2 separate regions of the Homo sapiens genome follow, and region 1 is linked to region 2. The links are chromatin loops, found by intact Hi-C in ENCODE. Cell type or tissue: endothelial cell of umbilical vein. All regions are shown on one strand. Links, peaks and the distances in the headings refer to the core of each region. The heading gives the core; the rest is flanking DNA.

Evidence for each region. Peaks named below come from ENCODE experiments on the same cell type or tissue, not always from the same donor. Only the 100,000 strongest peaks of a DNase experiment are listed, where the experiment ranks them.
Region 1: it touches region 2 in a loop (7-fold over the local background); 4 of 110 quality-filtered maps call a loop at or near these places.

What each region holds. Positions count from the first base shown.
Region 1 is chr7:48,170,193-48,180,283 of GRCh38, forward strand. ABCA13 (ATP binding cassette subfamily A member 13) reads left to right here and starts at 1,266. Exons shown (of 62, transcript NM_152701.5): 1 at 1,266-1,360. The coding sequence starts at 1,292. RefSeq lists an enhancer at 7,898-8,399. In endothelial cell of umbilical vein, for the core only: no CTCF peak of the experiment used is centred there; a DNase peak (open chromatin) is centred at 3,959; H3K27ac peaks cover 1,675 bases.
Region 2 is chr7:48,245,446-48,255,536 of GRCh38, forward strand. ABCA13 (ATP binding cassette subfamily A member 13) reads left to right here. Exons shown (of 62, transcript NM_152701.5): 12 at 67-167; 13 at 418-585; 14 at 2,794-2,999; 15 at 3,767-3,906. Among named protein-coding and RNA genes, the nearest start is that of ABCA13, 79 kb to the left of the region's middle. RefSeq lists an enhancer at 1-555. In endothelial cell of umbilical vein, for the core only: no CTCF peak of the experiment used is centred there; a DNase peak (open chromatin) is centred at 5,286; H3K27ac peaks cover 2,006 bases.

The sequences.
Region 1 (10,091 bases), core at 641-8,640, 75 kb before region 2:
ATTTTTGTGTCTCTGACATAATTCTGGCATAGCAGCATAAAAACTGGCTGCTATGAACATAACATGAGAAAAACCTTATGGTTGGAGGCTTTTTCTTATACTAGATTTTTAAAAATTATGACAATTACTTGTAAGGTGTTCTAGATGTTATCTGCAAAGAGAACCAGAGTAGCAATACTTAGGCAACCCCAAAGACCTTTGAGAAGTCACAGGTCAAGGGGGAACATCATATGGGGATCAGGCAAATCCACTTATGGTTGCTGGGCGCCATCCTGCTAAGTAATGGCCTTCACTCTAGTGCTGCCAGCCATGTAACAAAAAATAAAATAAAATAGGCATGCTCTAAACAAATAAGTTTACAAAATAATTGAGTCAGTTTCTTTGCTGAAGCCTGTGTTCCCTGTTTCCTATTGCAAAAGCCATTTATCAAGCATTCACAGCTTGTGAAAATTGCTTTATGAAATAGAAGACCACAAGACTGGGTTGCCTGAAATCCTTCTGACCACAACTGGGGGCAACAGGAACTCAAGAGGGCCTGGCTTCCAAGACGATGGAGCCACCAGCTGGCAAGCTGAATCCATCATGCCACTTAGAAAGTGCAAGTGTTCAGGAATCAAACAGGACTCAGAGGTAATCCACAGGCCACTTGCTGAGTCCTGCCACATCTGCACCCGATACCATTTGAAACGTAGATCCTGATCCCTTTGGAGGAAATGGGTGAAGGAGAAGTATGAAGTGCAGGTGCAGTAGCAGAGTGGAACTTGAGTCACCCATTCCCCAAACTCCCCCAGACACCAACACTGCTTCCATCTCCTTCCCTTCAAACTCTCTGCCATGGGACCACCAAAATTGAAATATTTTGGCAAATTTGTGTAATAACCAATGCTTCAGAAGAAAAAAGGAAAATTCCATCTAATTAATATCCAGAAAAAAAGGGAGGTAAATGGTAAATGTGGGCATTACTTCTTGTCGCACAGATCAGTTCTGTGGGTTCTCGGAAAGGGAGGGCACCCTCTCTGTGTATGTGTGTATGCCCGAGAAAGTCCCTGAAGGCAGCTTTCTGTAATTCAACCCTCCTGAAACACTGAACAGCTAGTGAAAAGATTTCTCAGCAGATGCCGAACAAGAGGGGACATCTGATGCCTGTTTTATTCAGTCACCAGTAATCTCTCTTGCATCACTCACTTTTGTTAGAATTGACTAATAGGCAACATGCCTTCACTTGAGCCCAGCAGATATAAGCACCATCCTTACAGGCTGGCTTCCTGACTGAGAGCAGGGAGCAGCAGGCATGGGGCATGCCGGGTGCCAGTTCAAAGCCCTGCTGTGGAAGAATTGGCTCTGCAGACTCAGGAACCCGGTGAGTGCTTGCCTTGGTTTTCCATAGGGTTCCAGTGAGGTCTGGAGCAAGATCAGGGTCTATTCTTTCCTGCCTGCCTCTGCCTCCTGGCAGGTAAAAACACTCATGCTGCAGGGAATTTGGGGAGGTTGGATTATTTTAAATCAAAACCCGTCCCAAGGGCCAAAGTAGCTGAACACTTTAATGACCAGGATGAAATCAAGGCTGAAGAATTTATCAGAAAAGGGCAAATTTAGAAAAATTCTAAAAACAAACAAACAAAAAAGCAGGTGGAATTGAACTATAATTTGTGTTCTAAGCATTCGTTGTAAAAACTGAACAGTGAATTCTCAGGTTTAAGGAACAAAGCATTTGCTGCATTTAATGCATAAGCAGAATGCTACAGGTACTGACTCCGAAGCACAAGACTGCACAGTGTGCCTCACCAGAGCAGGGTATGACACATCCACTCTGTTATTCTGTAGGGTCACCATCTTTAGTGTTAATTCACATCTATTTAGAACTGTATTCAAATTACATTAGCAAGGTTTTCCTAAGGAGATTGGAATTGTTCAAATGAAACTTGTGTGAATACTTATGCAAATATCCTGTAAGTGTACGTTTTTGTGAAATAGAAATCAATTGCTTGTTATTATGACTAACTTTATTCCTGATGCCACTATATAAACATTAATACCTATAAATGTCATTTTCAGGAGAAGTAGATGTGCAGTAATTTACCTGCATCGTTTCTGATTTTAAGGTCTACAGTTAACCTATGGGAATTTTCTGCTGACAAATGCTTTGGTTTGAAGAGATTCAGTAATTGACATTGAATTACATTTTGCTGAATCCTCCGAGCCAGAATATTCTATCTCTCTGTCTTGAAATAAAATACAAGTTAAAGGAGATGTTTTCTTTTTTATGTGATCTTTAGGATCAAAATAATTTCAGTTGAAAGTTTGTACAAAAGTTTTAAGTTGGCCGGGCGCGGTGGCTCACGCCTGTAATCCCAGCACTTTGGGAGGCCGAGGCGGGCGGATCACGAGGTCAGGAGATCGAGACCATCCTGGCTAACACAGTGAAACCCCGTCTCTACTAAAAAAACACAAAAAAATTAGCCGGGTGTGGTGGCGGACGTCTGTAGTCCCAGCTACGCGGGAGGCTGAGGCAGGAGAATGGCGTGAACCCGGGAGGCGGAGCTTGCAGTGAGCCGAGATCGCGCCACTGCACTCCAGCCTGGGCGACAGAGCGAGACTCCGTCTCAAAAAAAAAAAAAAAAAAAAAAAAAAAAAAAAAAAAAAGTTTTAAGTTCAGGAATAAAGGAGTGAGACAGTCTTCATTGATTGTTAGTGTGTTCGTGTCTGTGTAGGTAGTTTTACATTTATAAACAGTGTATTTCATTGACATGTAAGTTTGTTTTAGGGAATTAGCCTATTTTCCCATGAAAGAGTGTTATGGGTGGAAGTTGGTTCCCAGGCACTGCTCTTTCTGCTTTATGCATATCTACCTCAAAACAGTTCAGTGACCGAGGTAGCCAGACTGCCTACTCCTCCTTAATGGATACTTGAGTTTTAAAAAATTTTCACAATTACTTTTGCTGCTAAGGCAAACATCCTCATCAGAAGGTTTTATTTGTTTGATAACTGTTTATTTAAAGTGGTAACTCCTGCATCCCACTTTTCTTTGACTTATTTTTCTTTAGTATTTATCATCTTGTAACACACCACAGATTTTCTTATTTGCCGATTGCCTCTGGATCCTACATTAGTATGTTACATGCATGAGAGCAGGACATTTTCCCCAATTGGTTCATCAATGTATTCTCCAGCACCCAGAACAGTGCCTGGCACACAATGGATGTTCAGTAAATATTTGTTGAATAAGTAAAAGAAGGAAGGAATAAAGCATTTATGCATCTCTGTTATGTGCCAGATAGTGGGTGAACAAGAAAAGTGAGTTCCTGGCCCACAAAGAGCTATAGTCTGTTCACAGAAAAGCAATGAAAAATGCAATTAAATATTTAATGAAACCACCTCTTGGGATATATCCTATAGATGTCCCTGCACAAATGGGAAGTGATATTTGTACAAGGTTGTTCATTATAGCAATGCCTAGAATAGCAACAGAGTAGAAACAACACAAGTGGTTCCATGCATAGAATTTGGAGCTGCCTGACTGGGTTCACATCCCAGCTCTGTCACTTACTAGTTTACTTTTTCAGGCAATTTCTTAACTTAGTTTTCTTCTCTGTAAAATGAAATTGTTTGTAAGTATTAAATGAGTTTGTACATGTAATGTGCTTGCAACAGTACCTGGTATAGGAGTGGGAGCTGTTTTCTTATTTGGTAGAAATGGGTGGCCTCAGACATCTGTGGACATGAACCGTGGGCTGTGAGGAGAGGAGGCACAGGGTAACTCTCAGTTCATGGCTTGCACAGTTGGGTTAGAACAGAACTCCAGGGGGATAAAATGTGAATATGTTTACATATCTTAATGTTATTACAGTGGAAATATTGAGGGCAGGCCCCTCTGGGTGAATGTCTTTAAACTGACCTATTTTTCACAGCATTCTCCCATTCTCCAATGATAATCTGTAGATTCTTTGTTTTTGAACTATGAAAGTGAGGTGTTGGCATGAACTGTGGAATAACCAAACTGCCTGAGTGAATAAATGGCCTCAAATACATGTTTATTTAGTGAGTAAAGCCAGGAACTATTTGTTGTAGGAAGGAAGCTTGTCTGTTTTTACATTTACTGTTTTTTTTAGCTTTTTTTTTAAATTGATGCATAATAGATGTACATAGTGTCAGCATACATGTGATAATTTAGTAATTTGTATCATTCATAAAGAGCAAATCAGTATATGCTTTTACATTTACTTTTAAAAAATCTTTCATATATTTCATGATTATAGTTTCTTCAAAAAACATCTTATTATAGATTCAAACAAAAATTTAAAAAAATAGAATAATGGATAAATAGTACCCATCATACTTATCTTAATACCTAACTCTATAGATTGTTAAAATTCTACTATTCTTGGAAAAAGTAGTTTCTTACCATTATTTTAATACCATTTATTTTTTCCTCTTGATTTTTATTTATTGTAAAAACAGTACTAAAACAAAAGATAAACATTTTAAAGTCATCTAAAATTTTATTATCCTAATTAACTTTTGTGGTCTTTTCTTATCCTTAGGCATACATAATGAAATATTTTTACGTAATTAAAGTCATAGCTTTTTTCCCACTTTATATTGAAGCCTAACATTTTAAAAGTTACTGTATGGTCTTCTTATTTAATGGTTTTATTGAATAACAGTTCATCAGTTGTATACACATAATTATTTGACCATTTCCTTATGTTGAGGATTAAGGTTCTTTCCAGCTCTTATTGTTATGAATAACATCATTATGCATGAAGGACACACCTTCTCCTGGATCATTTCTCTTGAATAAGTTTCCTGGAGAAGTTTCTGGGTCAAGGTAAGGAAACATTGCTTTTGGGCAGGTGGAGATCAGTTGACAATGTCTCACGGGTGACCCCATGGATAGTTCCAGTGCAATGCCATCAACATTGGCAAATATTCAGTGGCTTTGAGCCATGCTTTTCCACATGAATTTCTATTAATTTCTACATTTTATTCTAACTGTAAATCAGTCTAATTAATTACTTATTTTATTTTTATTTCTTTTAATTTTAATTTTTTTAAATTGACAGATAATAATTGCACATATTCATAGGGTACATAGTGATGTTTCAATACAAATAATGTATGGTGATCAGATCAGGGTAATGAGTATAACTGTTATGTCAAATGTTTATTATTTCTTTGTGTTGGGGACATTCAATATTCTCCTTGTAGCAATTTGAAGCTATATGATATATTATTATTATTATTTCATATGGAGTTTTGCTCATGTCACCCAGGCTGGAGTGCAATGGTGTGATCTCGGCTCACTGCAACCTCTGCCTCCTGGGTTCAAGCGATTCTCCTGCCTCAGCATCCTGAATAGCTGGGATTACAGGCGAGTGCCACCATGCCCAGCAAATTTTTGTATTTTTAGTAGAGATGGAGTTTCACCATGTTGGCCAGGCTTGCCTAGAACTCCTGACCTCAGGGGAGCCACCCGCCTTGGCCTCCCCAAGTGGTGGGATTACAGGCGTGAGCCACTGCGGTGGACCTATGTGATATATCATTGTTATTATATAGTCATCCTATAGTCATATAGAGCACTGGAACTCATTCCTCCTATCTAGCTGTAATTTTGTATCCTTTAATAAATCTATCCCTATTCTCTCCCTCTCCCTACCTTCACCAGCTACTTCTTATTTTAAAGAATTAATAACAACAACAACAACAACAACAACAACAAGAAAATCATGTAAGCCAACTGTAAGCTCCTTGGATAGCTCTTAGTTTTGCAGTCTGTTTGGGTTCTCCCATGTTTTAATATTGAACAGAGCAGCTGAGCCTGTAGCCTGTGTACTGTGGATGGTACACTTCCCCTAATCTATCCTTCAAATCATGGAGCAGTGACCATTCACAGGGTGGTTGTTGTCTCCAGGATCCTACATCTGTTGACACCTTGGATCTCTGTTCTGAATCTTGCCTCCTGTGACTGCTACTCAGTCCTTTCCTTCCCCGCCCAACTGGACAGGACTCTGATCCCTTACTCCATTAATGAAAGCTGATATCCTGTAAGTGATACCAGCTTTTTGGGTTGAGCTGGCCAATTTTACTGAAGACTTGGGCTAGTGGAGGAGGGTTGAAGCATAGTTTAATACGAGGACATCAATGTTTTAAAAAACTCATGGTTCTCTCCCAACCATGGGCTGGAAGAGGATAATGGAAACAACAAAACTACACTGGCCACAGTTTTACTAGGAACATCCTTCTGCCCATGGAAACCACATCCCAGAACCCAGCGACAGATATCCAGATGTCTACCATACATAAAGCACCGCATTCTTGATTTAAAAGGCCACAGTGATAAAATGCATACTTTCTTTTAGTCATGAATAAGAATTATGGTGTTATGCCAGGGCTCATCCTCTGACCTGGCTTGTTGGGGAATAGGGAGAAGCCTATTAGACTGTCTGAGTTCAAATGCCATCCCTCCACCAGCATTAGAAAGACCTGAGTCAGCTCACCCAAACCCAGGCTGAATCCCTGCTGGGCTCTGCCTCTGCCTATCTACCTCCTAGAGATCTACCCTGGGGCTAGGTAGGGAGCTTTCCAAGATAACTACCTTGGAAATCACTTTTTTTCCTTTAAGATGTAAAGAAACATATTCTTAAGTTTCAACTACTTTCTTTTAAGATGTAAAGAAACATGTTCTCAAGTTTCAACTACTTCAAACCTCAGAGCTTTTGTGTGTATATGTGTGTGTGTTTCTTTTCTAAAACAAAATAATCTCATTTCTTTGAGATTTTTGTCTGTTACTGTTGTTTATTTTGTCTATTACTGAAATCAGGTGCTAAAAACTGAACTTGGTGTTACAAAGAATAATTTTATTTTGCAAACACTAATCCTGCTAGCTACAATTTCTGTATTTTTCTGAAATTGAAAAAAAATTTACAGATATCAAGCCTCAGAAGTAAAGTATGTCTTATTTCTTTTGGACATTGTTTTAGAGGTTGGATTTTTGCTGGTTTTGCATAGTTACATGTTATAGCTCATCAACTATTTGTTGTCAAATTTGCTGTAAGGATTTACTAAGGGAATCAGCAGATGCCAGAAGGTAAAAGGTGAGGTGCCTGATCTCTCTCATAGTCAGGTTGGAAAAAGTCTTGAACTAACTACTCTTGAACTGCTCCTATGGCTAGAGGTCCTTGGGGTCAGGGCATCCTCACTGGCTGCGGGTCAGTAGTGGGGCTGGGGTGCTGCTGAGCAGCCACCTGCGAGCCAGTGCACTTTCTGCTCCACTTCTCAGCAGCGGCCCACACCCAGGGGCGCTCCATACACAAACCCGCTCAGCTGCAGACTCCAGCACTGCGGGACAAGATTGGCAGTGAGAGGCGAGAGGGTTCTCAGGTGGTGTAGGAGCCCTTGAACTATTCTCGTTTCCAGCACTTACACGGAGGTGACACATTTCTTGCGATTAGGCCACACGGATGACTGACATGATGGCTTCTCCCTCTCTGGCTGCAGTCATACAGTAGTGCAGGTGAGATGGAACTCCTGATAACTCGAAGCTCCCACCAAGGGCTCTTTAATAAAATGTAGAGTAATTCAACTTCTGTTTGGCTAGATGAGAAGATAAAGTTGATAATCTTCCTACTTGTCATTAAATCGGGAGCCTGTGGGATCTTGGGGCTTGGCCTGGGCTTCCCTGGCCTTCAGGACTCGCCTTAGGCTGAACCCTGGGAGGAAACTGCCTCAGCCACTGCCAGGCCACTGAGGGCCATTTGAGTGTGTCTCAGGTTTGCTAAGAGCAGTGATCTAGGAAAAGCAGTTCAGAAACCGAATTAATAAAAGCAAACCTCCCTTTGTATTTTTTTTAGCATGGGCTGGCCTCTGCTAAGCTGTTTGGGGTTGGTTGGTTTTTCCTAATTCACAATCATGGTATCAGCAGTGCCTTTTCTTTAATTTCAATTGATCTGAATTTGCTTCTAAACCTTTAATTTTAGCTTTATTTTCCTCCTACACCCTCTCTCAAAGCACTAGTGATTAAATAGACAACCAAATATATATTAAAAAAACAATTTTGAAGGGCAGTGAGGGAAATGCTTTGAAGGGCAGTGAGGGAACACTTGCAGTGAAAGCATCTCAGTGTTTCTTTAAGAGTCTGGCTGTGCGGTGAGCATCTCTTTTGTCCTGCATCATTGCCTGAGTTTAAGAATGTGAGAATAGTGGCCGGGCATGGTGGCTCACACCTGTAATCCCAGCACTTTGGGAAGCCGAGGAGGGCGGATCACCTGAAGTCAGGAGTTTGAGACCAGCTTGGCCAACATGGTGAAACCCCATCTCTACTAAAAATACAAAAAATAGCCTGGCATGGTGGCATGTGCCTGTAATCCCAGCTACCGAGGAGGCTAAGGCAGGAGAATCACTTGAATCTAGGAGGCAGAGGCTGCAGTGAGCCGAGCTCGCACCATTGCACTCCAGCCTGGGTGAAGAGCGAGACTCTATCTCAAAAAAATAAAAAAAAGTAAAATAAAATAAAATAAAATAAAATGAAAAAAAAAAGAATGTGAGATTATCCAGTCTTCTAAAGGTATGGAAAACTGACTGGATTTCAAAGACAAGCCATCCAGTTTCTCATTTACCAATTCGACTGTCAGGCTGAAAAGAGAAAATAATTCTCTCTAGGTTGCTCTTTTGCTGAAATTGTTACCAGCATATTGCAGAGAAAATTACAAGATCATCAAAAAGCTAGGTCTGGGAGATTTTATTTAGGATGGTGGATTTACGTGGCTTCTGTGCAAAACAAAAACTAATAATAATAATAATAATAATAATAATAATAATAATAATAATAATAAAAACAAAGACTTACTTTCCCAAGAGGCTTTTCCTTCTTACTTGTGAATGCAGGTCTCCTTGGGAAGCCTAGAGTTCCCTGGTAGAGTTATTTACTTTGGCCCAGATAGGCCTGGGTTTTTCAATTACAGGAAAGGTTTTAAAAACAACAAACAACAACAAAACAGTCACAGTAACAATAATGTGAGAGACCAGAGGCAAAGGCAGCCTCAAGTGTTATTTTTATGAGATTGTATTGGAGGCCGCGGCTATTTATTGGGGAACTGGTCCTCGTGAAAAGCACATTTCTTTTTTCGATTTGGAACTCTGGGGGGCTCCTTTCAAGGAAACCTTACCCGAGGTCAGCTCTTCGTGAGTGTCCTCTCCTCTCTCTGCTTCATTCCTGTCGGGGATGTTTTCCTCCCCCACTGCCTGCTGTCAGCTAAGCCAGAGAGTTCCCCTGAGGGGTAGTACCTCTGCCTGGTCCTACCCGATTCCTGGGCTGTCCCGGCCAGACAGCACCTGTCATCCTCCAGGTTTGAAGTTGGAGCTCCTGGGAGAATTGTACCTGTGTGTTCTTGTGCCCACCTACTTGGAAAATAACCATTCTTTAGGGATGAGAGGGAAGCAGCCAGGAGGCACGGTGCTCTGTCCCGGAGCCACAGAATGATGTCAGCTCATTCAGAATGATGTCAGAATGATGAGTGTCAGCTCACAGGGCCTGCTACGAAAGATCCCAAATGGAAGCTAAAATAGTGCTGTGCTGTGATCCCGGCAGGTCCTGAGAGCACACTCTCTCCTTCTTCATTTTGTCACATCAGCGGAGCCAGATGGTGTCAGAGTATGCTCTTTCTCTCTGCCAACAATCATCATGCACCTGAGCCCAGGACATCAGTCCTATTTCCCACACTCCTGCGTGACAGAACTTCTTACTCCCATTTCACAGCTACAGAAAATGAGCCAGGAAGGGTGGGTAACTCGCACAGGCCCATTTGAGGGAAGCAGCAGAGCTAGGCTGAGACTCGATTTTATCTGATGCCTGAGCCTATGGCACTCCTGGACAGGTTCCTGGAGTAAACAACACCAATACAGCACTCTGAATTTATCTGATGAAGACTGGTGTGGGTGAACTAGGAACAAATGCCACCAAACTATAAGAATTAGGAAACACTTTTGCACATGCTAGGGACTGTCAGGAACTACTGGGGGCATTACCACAGGACAGCCTTGGTGCTGTCTCCAGCAGAGCCTTGAACTCCATGTCCACAGCACACACTGGCATG
Region 2 (10,091 bases), core at 761-8,760:
TGGCCATGTATAAAAGTCAAGCTTACTTACCTTAGGTGAATAATAATCAATTTGTCTACTTTGCAGAAGTCCTCATTTGCCTGGAGACATCAGCTAATGATTTTAAATGGTTTGAACTTAACCAATTGAAACTGGAAAAGGATGTGTTCTTTTGGGAGCTGAAACAGGTAAAGCACAACAAATAATTATAAATAAGCATTTTTAATAAAACATTCAAGAAGCTCATGCAATATTCAGTTTTGCTCCTTTTGTGAATTGTGCTAGCTAAAAAAGGGAACAATATGCAGGTTTTTCAAAACTTTATGTTGTGTTTAAAATGTTTATCATTGCTTATTATATTTGCAGTTCTTGAGCCCATGAAGAGGGTATCTAAGCCTCTTTAAATGTTACTCCTTCCCACTCTTATTAATCTTTTAGATGTTGGCGAAGAATGCTGTCTGCCCGAATGGTCGTTTCTCTGAGAAGGAGGTCTTTTTGCCGCCTGGAAACTCCAGCATATGGGGTGGTCTCCAGGGACTGTTGTGCTATTGTAACTCCTCTGAGACGAGTGTTTTAAACAAGCTACTTGGTTCAGTAGAGGATGCTGTAAGTATTCTACCATCTTAGCTCTTCTAAGGGCACAAATTTAAGATTAAATTCACCAAAGATGCTAATATTTAACCTGGAGTTTCGATGAGGAAAGTTTTGCCGTAAGCCCACACACTTAAAGGAAGCTGGCTCTCTGAACTCCAGCTGCCCTTCAATGCTGGCCTTTCTGTCTGACTGAAAGGTTGTATGCCACCCGCCTGGCCAAAACCTACTTGAAATTCCTCAAACTTTCAAAACATACCACTTCTTCTTTTCTGGCTTCCTGGATCCTTGATCTGCTTCATTCTTGGCTGCACATGCTAAGAAAAGCAGAGGAGTCTCTGGTGATTAGTCAATCCCAGCAAAACTGTGGCTTTGAGTGGTTACAAGCTTTAAAAGTCATATTCCTCTCATGTAACTGCCCAGGACAATGGGCTACCCCTGTTCAGCGCTCAAGTGGGACTGCAGAATGTTGAACGATTTGTTTGGAAAGATTATTTTGTCAAGTTCCAGCCCTATTCTTCTTACTGAGAATTAAAATTACAATATTTATATTTTTAGAGTTCATTTTTCTCTCTCAGTATTACCTTTTTTTTTTATATCCTTATATACCATGGAAATAAAACCAGTGAAATAATGAAACTAGTGAAATATAAATGGTGTCTCAGCAAAATGAAAATTGGGATAGTAATTGAATAGTGTGCATAATTCAATCACCGATTTCTTAGCATCTACTCTGTGCATGACAGTATGCTGAAGGGAGTACAAACATGAAGAAGACACTATCTTGGTAGAGAAGGGCAAACAACAGTGAGAGCCTTGGAGCTCAGCATCTAGGAGTCTTCCCAAATAAGTCAATGAGCCTTAGATGAGGTGTAAGATTTGGAAGCAAAGAGAAGTCAGGAGAGGATGCTAAGCAGGCAGAAAATTATATGTGAAGGGCTGGGCATAGTAGCTCATGCCTGTAGTCCCAGCACTTTGGGAGGTCTAGGTGGGCAGATCGTTTGAGCCCAGGAGTTTAAGACCAACCTGGGCAACATAGCTAAACCCCATCTCTACAAAAATGAAAACAAAAATTAGCCAGATGTGGTGGCACATGCCTGTAATACCAGCTACTCAGGAGGCTGAGGTGGGAGAATTGCTTGAGCCCAGCAGGTCAAGGCTGCAGTGAGCCATGATCACACCATTGCACTCCAGCCTGGGTGACAATGTGAGACCCTATTAAAAAAATAAAGAAAAGAAAATAAATAAGAAAAGTGTATGTGAATGCATGCAGGCACAAAAAACATTACCTGTTTGCAAATACCTTTCTTGCTACTAGATGTCAGCTCTTTCCTGGCAGAAATCCTATCTCAAATTTATTTTTATCTGTAAAGTCTAACTTGTAGTCTCATACGAAGCAGGGAACTATGTATTTATAGGTTACATATACTTGAGGTAGCCTTTTGGATGATGCCTACGATACGTATCACTAACAAATCACCCCAAAGCTCAGTGACCTAAAACAAAACACATTATTTTCTCGCTCTTCTGACTCTGGGTTGACCAGTCTCCGTGGGGTGGTTCTTCTGATGGTCTTACTGGGCATCATTCATGTAGTTGCAGTCAGATGGCCGTGAGGGCTGGAGTCTGGTTAGCTAGGATACTGAGACGAGGGCCTCTCATCCTCCTCTCAGACTCAAGATGTCTCTTCTCCAGGTAACCTCTCCATATGGCCTTTCAGCAGGGTAGCCAGACTTCTGACATGGCTATCCAGGGATCCCACACACAAGCAAAAACAGGCAAGGAGGGAGAGTAGGAGCTGCCAGTCCTCAGAGAAGGTAGAACTAGAACTGGCACAATTCACTTCAGCTGCATTCTATGGGTTTACGTGAGCCAGATCTCAGCCTAGAGGAATTGTGGAAGGTGGTACTGAGAGTGAGACTCTCAGGGGGTCTGGTTCACAGGCTACTTGTTGCAACTAGCTAACACAGATAGCTATGACACTGAGTCCCATCCTACTTTATTATTGGATTAAGTTTTATTTTTGGACTTATTAACCTGAACATGAGTAAAGATTCAAGTCTAGAACTATAACTTAGATAATTACCATGCCATAGGGCACGATCTTTGATGTACAGTTTGAGTGGACCCCTTGTTTAGTGATACAGGGTCAAGGCTGCGTCTCAAATACCCACATCTGAATTGCTTTATTTATTATAAGCAATATCTTCTTTTCTTGTTAAGGATCGTATTTTGCAAGAGGTCATTACTTGGCACAAAAATATGTCAGTTTTAATACCTGAAGAATATTTGGACTGGCAGGAACTTGAGATGCAGCTGTCAGAAGCAAGCCTTTCCTGTACTCGGCTCTTCCTGCTGCTGGGAGCTGATCCCTCTCCTGAGAATGATGTCTTTTCTAGTGACTGTAAGCACCAGCTTGTCTCCACAGTGTAAGTACATGTTTGGTGGGAAACTTATAAACAATTGGGACATCAGAATGATTTCAACTGCCCCTTCTACACAAATGATAGATCAATATGGTAGATTATATTTTGAATAGAAAGAGGTTCAATTTATTTTAAAAATATTAACCTACTGGTACTGTTGGAAAGCATCTAATAACTGTAAAATATGAAAGAGTTCCCTTAATGTTTAACCACTGACTTAATCTTTCATTAGAAATTGAGGATCCCTGGTAAGTCCAAGGTATGCATGTGATGGAAGTTCTTGTTAATTACTCAGAAATTGTGCACTAAGTACAAATGGGAAGCTTCTCTTGGGAGCTGTAACTCTACAGAAAATTCGCCTTGATTTTATTTTATGACTCTGTGAATTATATGTGTGATCAATTTCCATTTTCCTTGACTGCTAGGATGTTCTTCGTCAAATATGTCAAATAGGGAATATATATTTTCTTAATATTTAAGTTCACTTCCTGTTATGGCCTTTAATTTTCCTCTTTTTTTGTCCTTCTTGATTTATTGTCTTATATTTTATGTATTCTCATAAATTGCTTTTCCTTATTTTTCAAATCGAGGTAGAGGAGTTTGTAAACAAACTTAAAAAATTAGTAGAACTATTTGAAAGATTCTATTTCCTTACATAAGTGGACTGCCATGCATTTGCATATATTTGTTTTTAGAAAAATTTATAATGATCTGTCATCTGCAAGATCATTTTTAAATTTTAATTTTCTCTGGATTCTTTTTGATTGCAGGATATTTCATACACTTGAAAAAACACAATTTTTCCTGGAACAAGCATATTATTGGAAAGCCTTCAAAAAGTTTATCAGGAAGACTTGCGAAGTGGCCCAATATGTAAATATGCAAGAGAGTTTCCAGAACAGACTATTGGGTAAGTCAGTAGCCTAAACTACAGGAATGGGGGATGCTTTCCCCTTTTAGTGAGGTGACATAATTTCCTGAGAGTCCATCCTATTTAACAAAGCGGGGCTTAAAATGGGTGGCTCTCCAAGCACAATTTGGCATTGTGATTACTTCATATAATTTTTTCTCATCAATTATGACAAGACTTACCAGAAGTCCTGGTTTGACTGAGCTACATTGTTCCTGCAAAATTTATAATAGTGACTGCTTTTACTCTCAAGACTGTCCTGGTTTGGGTGATAAATACTTCTATATGCAGACTAGTCATGATCCTACTCACAAGAGTCCAGATTTTCTGTTGTGGCCCTTCTCACTTTACTTAGCATTAAGATTGATGCTCACACTGGGGACAACTCCCCATGAACCTATAGAAGAAAACACAAACTGTTTTTCTCTATACACACACTCAACACTTCCAACACTGCTGTGACCATATGTGTGGATTTGTTCCACAACAAGCAATTCTCCACTTCTCCATTGACACTAACTGGGTGTCCTACAATTCGATTCAATTCTCGCACTGTCTGCCTGGAATTAGCATCAGATCCTGCAGGTTAAGGGCTCAGTCCCACAAGATTGCCCCTACTTCAGACGCCAACCCCAAGTCCAGGCTTCCCTTCTCACTTCTGATCAATTGGGTATAAATCAGGATTCCCATGAACCCCTCGTTGTGTTCAGTAATTTGCTGGTACAAGTCACAGAATGCAGAAAAACAGCTTACTTCCTAGGTTACTGGTTTATTAAGCAGATATAATTTAGGAACAGTAGATGGAAGAAATGCATAGGGTGAGGTATGTGGGGGCATGGAGCTTCTATGCCCTCTCCAGGCCTATCACCCTCCCAGCACCTCCATGTCCTCATCAACCTATGAGCACTCTGAACACTGTCCTTTTGGGTTTTTATGGAAGTTTCCTTATGTAGGCATGATATATTAAATCACTGGACATTAGTGATTGACTCAACTTCCATCCCTCTCTCCCCTACCTAGAGGTTAGAAGGCAGGTAAGGGAATGGGAGGAGGGAGAACCTGAAAGTTCCAACCTTCTAATTACAGGGTTGGTTCCCCTGACAATCAGCCCCCATTCTGGGGCTATCCAGCGCCTCTAGTCACCAGTCATTCATTAGCCTACAAAAAGACACCACTTCCTACATTCCAAGGGTCTTAGCAGCTATGTGCCTGTCAGGAAACAATGGCCTAGACCAAATATATATGTATGTTTTTATTATGTTAATGGCTCACCTCTTTCCTTATCAGCTTCATAAAACCAAAAATTCCCTAAAATATAAATATTACAAACTCATAACTGTATGATTCACAGGGAGTCCTCCTGTTCCCCAGAGATCTACTTTTTGGAAAGATGCCAGCATGTAAAACTTGCACTTCTGACCTCTGCTTTTTTACTCTAGAGCTGGTTGTCTATTTCCATCTCTCCTTGGGAATTATCTTCTGCCCTGGTTTTCCAGCATGCCATGACACTGCTCCATCACAGTGGGGTTATCAGCTTCTCCTTAGAAAGCCTGCATCTTGGACGTCAGGGACTTGGACAGGAAATGGGAGTTTCTCATTCCTTTTCTGTGGCTATTACGACCTTGCCTTTTCTTATTTCATGCTGTTTTTTAAACTGCTACTTTTAGAGGCTGCCAGAGATACTCCCTCTGTAGCTCTCAGTATCAAATCCACATATGGTAAGATGGGCCTTTGCATTTTCTACAGATTACACTATAAAACTCTTCTGTATAGCAGCAGTATTGGGTTGATGGTAACTTCTCCAATGAGTTGGCCATGTTCTTCTGGGTTGAGTACTCATCCTACACTTTAACTTTCTCCTATACTACCTGTCCTCATTATCACTTATTATTGCCCACTTTTGACTCTTTTCAGAAACAGGCTACAGAGAGTGATATGCAATAGTGGCAACAGGCTTGTGGTTCAGAAGTCTCAATGATACTGATAATTGCAAATATTTATTGTGCTTTCTATGATTATCTTGTTTAATCCTCATTCAACCTGTGAGATAGGTACCATTATGATTTCATTTTCAGATGAGAAAATTGAGGCTCAGAAAGATTTTATTCCTAGCATAGGTCTCAAAAGTATTAAGCATCAAAGTCAAGAATGCAAATCCAGGAAGTCTCACTCTGGATCCTGTAAGCTTAACCACTCTACTTTCTTTGGACAGACCCTTGCTGGGGGCTGATCTCTGTGAAAAGGCTTGCACTGTCACAGAAATATAACTAGTCTTATTAAGAAACGGAATTTAAAAAAAATATTTTTACTAAATATGTATATTATTTTATTAATTTATTTTTTATCTTTATTATTTTCTTTCTTCTAGTAAATTTAGTGTGATTGTTGTTCTTTTTCTTGTTCTTGACTTTCAGATTTTCTTATTTTCTAATAGGTACTTTTAAGACAATAAATTTTCCTCTATGCCGAGCTCTAGGTATATTTCACACATTTTAATATGTCATTCAACTGCCTTCTGGCATGTAAGAGAAGTCAGTTGGTAATCTTATAAAAGCTCCATTGTATGTTATGAGTCATTTTTCTTTTGCTGCTTTTAAGATTCTCACTTTGTCTTTGACTTTCAATAGTTTCATTATGAGGTGGCTTCGTATGGGTCTCTTTGGGTTTATGCTACTTGAAGTTTTTTAACTTCTTGCATTTGTATATCCATTTAGTTTTCAAATGTGGGGTGTTTTCAGCCGTTAATTCTTTAAATACACTCTCTGCCCCTTTCTCTTTTTCTCGTCTTCTGCATGTGTACATTGGTTGGCTTGATGGTGTCTCATAAGTTCCTTGGGCTGTGTTCATTTTTTTTTCTTTGCTCCTCTGATTTGATTGTTTCACATGGCCCATCTTTAAGTTTGTGGGTTCTTTCTTTTGCCTGAATTTCTAAATTCAGTTATTCTATTTTTTAGCTCCAGAATTTCTGTCGGGTTCTTTGTAAATACAGCCATGCATCACTTAATAATGTGGATGCGTTCTGAGAAATGCATTGTTAGGCAATTTTTCCATTGTTCAAACATCATAGAGTATATTTACACAAACCTAGATGGTATAGCTTACTACATACCTGGAGTATACGGTTAGCCTATTGTTCCTAGGCCACAAACATATACAGGTTATTCTACTGAATACTGTAGGCAATTGTAACATGATAGTAAGTATTTGTGTATTTAAGCCTATATAACAGAAAGGTAAGGTAAAAATATACGATTATAATCTTACGGGACCAAGCATCATTATGTGGTATATGACTGTAATCTCTCTCTCTTTGCTAATATTCCACTTTGTTTATAAACCATTTTCTAGATTTAGTTTTGTGTTTTTCACTGTGTTTTCTTTGAGTTCATTGGCCATATTTAAGGTAGTTGTTTTAATTTATTTATCAAGTAAGTCAGAGGCCTGCATTTCTTTAGCGGACAATCTCTGGAGATTTATCTGGTTCCTTTGAATCATTCATGTTACTCTGTTTTATTTTGGTATGTCTTGATACGTTCTCTTGAGATTTGGACACTTGAAAAAAATTTCCACTTCCCCCAGCTTTTGTAGCATGGCTTTGTGCAGGGGAAGACCTTCATTGCCCAAAATGTTTTAAAGGCTCAGGGTCTTTTAAATCTTTTCTGAAGATGTGTATTCCCTAAGCCTAAGTGTGTGTTTTTATTCCACTTCCCTGCATACATACTATCTGCTTTAAAATGTATTATTCAGTCTCCTGGTTCATCTCAAAAGCCTTGGATGTTTATTGTATTCCTATGTCCATAATTGATTACTCCTAGCCGCCTGCAGGTCTGCAGACTCCCTGCAGCTCTAACATGCCACAGTGACTGACTGCTGCTTTCAGTGGCCTCCAACCTGGCATCCAAACTATGCCACTTTTCTCATCTGTGCTCTACATCAGGCAAGACAGAAACCAGTCACTTCGGCAGCCCCTAGGCAAGCCAAATATTGCCAGCAAGTTCTATTTTTTCCCTTGTATACTGAGGGAGGAACTTGAAATTGATACACATCTTCCTGACAGTGGCATATTGTGCCATGAAGGGGATGAAGAGTGAATGAGAAAAATGTCACAAAATTTCACAATGAGTGTGACATTTTCTTGCATTATTAGGGATTTACCTGGTTGTTGCATCTTCTTAACTGATTTCTAGTGCAATGGTGCAATCTCACCTCACTGCAACCTTTGCTTCCAGGCTCAAGTGATTCTCCTGACTTTGCCTCCCAAGTAGCTGGGACTACAGGTGAATGCCACAGCACCTGGCTAATTTGTATTTCTTGCACAAGTGGGGTTTCGCCATGTTGCCCAGGCTGGTCCCAAACTCCTCAGCTCAAGTGATCCACCTGCCTCAGCTTCCCAGAGTGCTGGGATTACAGGCATGAGCTACAACACCTGGAATGTTTCTTCATATTTATCCATCTTGAGGACTTAAGATGTGTGGACTTATATATTTATTGTCTTTGAACAATTCCATATTACTATTTCTTTAAATATTTCTTTTACCTCAATTTCTTTTTTTTTCTTATTAGGACTGTACTTACGTGTGTGTGTGTCTGTGTGTGTGTTCGTGTGTGTGTCCCAAATGTTTCTTCTTTTTTCTATATTGTTCCTCCTGTTTTCTTTAGTCTCTATGCCTCAGTCTGGGTGGTTTTTCTCTGATTTATTTTCTAGTTAAGAAATTCTTTCTGCAGAATGTGTTTAATTAAGCTTACTCCTTTAATTCTTAATTTCAGTTATATGTTCTAGAATTTTCATTTTATTTTATAGGTTTTACTAAATATTTTCTGCCTGATAACTTCAATAATTTTATTTTCTGGGTGTCAGTATCTATTGTATGCTTTTCCTATTTTTTTCCCCAATTCCTATTGTTTTTTTATACAACTTTTTTTCTTTTAAGAGGTAGAGTCTCACTCTATTGCCCAGGGTGGAATGCAGTGGTACAACCATAGCTCACTGTAGCCTCGAATTATGAGGCTCAAGTGATCCTTTTGTCTCAGTCTCCCAAGTAGCTATGACAACAGGCTTATACCACCATTTGCAGCTAATTTTTTTATTTTATTTTTTTGTTAAGATAGGGTCTTGCTATATTGCCCAGGCTAATCTTGAACTCCTGGGCTTAAGAGATTCTCCTGCCTTGGACACCCAAAGCACTCTACATAAATCTTTTTATTAAATGCATTTCAGACATTATATGTAGAGATAATGCGACACTCTGCATGATTTTTTTTTCCTCCAGAGGTGCTTTAGTTTTGTTTCTGGCAGGCAGTGAGAGTGGAGGCATATCGCTTTAATTCAGTCAGGAATTAAACTATTTTTGAGCATGCTATGAAACTTTGTGAGAGCTCAATTGTTTCTTGTCTTCTTTTACTACTGGGGTGTAGCCTTCTGGGGGTATCAAGCTAAATTTGTGGTGTTTACTAAAGGCAATTTTTCCTCAGCTGTCTGTGAATTTCAGTTTCTTTCCTAGTCTTGTGAGGCTTTTGAAAGTTCTTATTTTCGTAGCCTCTCTTCCCTCATTTTTGTTTTGGAAACAACAGTTGCCCACAGTGGAAAAGTAGCTTCAAATGTTGGACTTCATCTCTCCTGTCTTCCCTATTCTGTAATGTTGGCACACAAATTCCCAGTGCCTCAGTAGCTCTCTGATGCCTTAAAAATCATTAAAAATATTGTTCTCACTTTTCTGGATGTTTGTAGTGGAAGGGTTGGACTACAACAATCTAGTTTGCTACATACAGAAATTTTTTTCCAATTTAGAATTCAAAGCTGTCATGTCACTAACCTCTGAGTGAGAAAGGCTGTGCCTGTGACTCAGTAGTTCAGCCTTGAGAAGCTTTCTCAGCATGAGTAGTGTTGTGGTAAAGAGCTTGAATGCTGACGTCAGACTAATTAGTTTCTAATCTTGGCTTTGCAACAGATTAGCCATGTGATTTGGTGGCAAATTGCTTCAGTTTCCTTATCTATAAATAAGTTTCATAATATTAAAGGAATTAATACTTAAGACAGTATGTGATGATCCCATCACCCAGGTAGTGAACATAGTATCCAATAGTTAGTTTTTCAACCCTTGCCCACCCCTCTTTCCCTAATCTTTAGCTCCCAATTTCTATTGTTGCCACTTTTATATTTATATGTACACCATATTTAGTTCCCA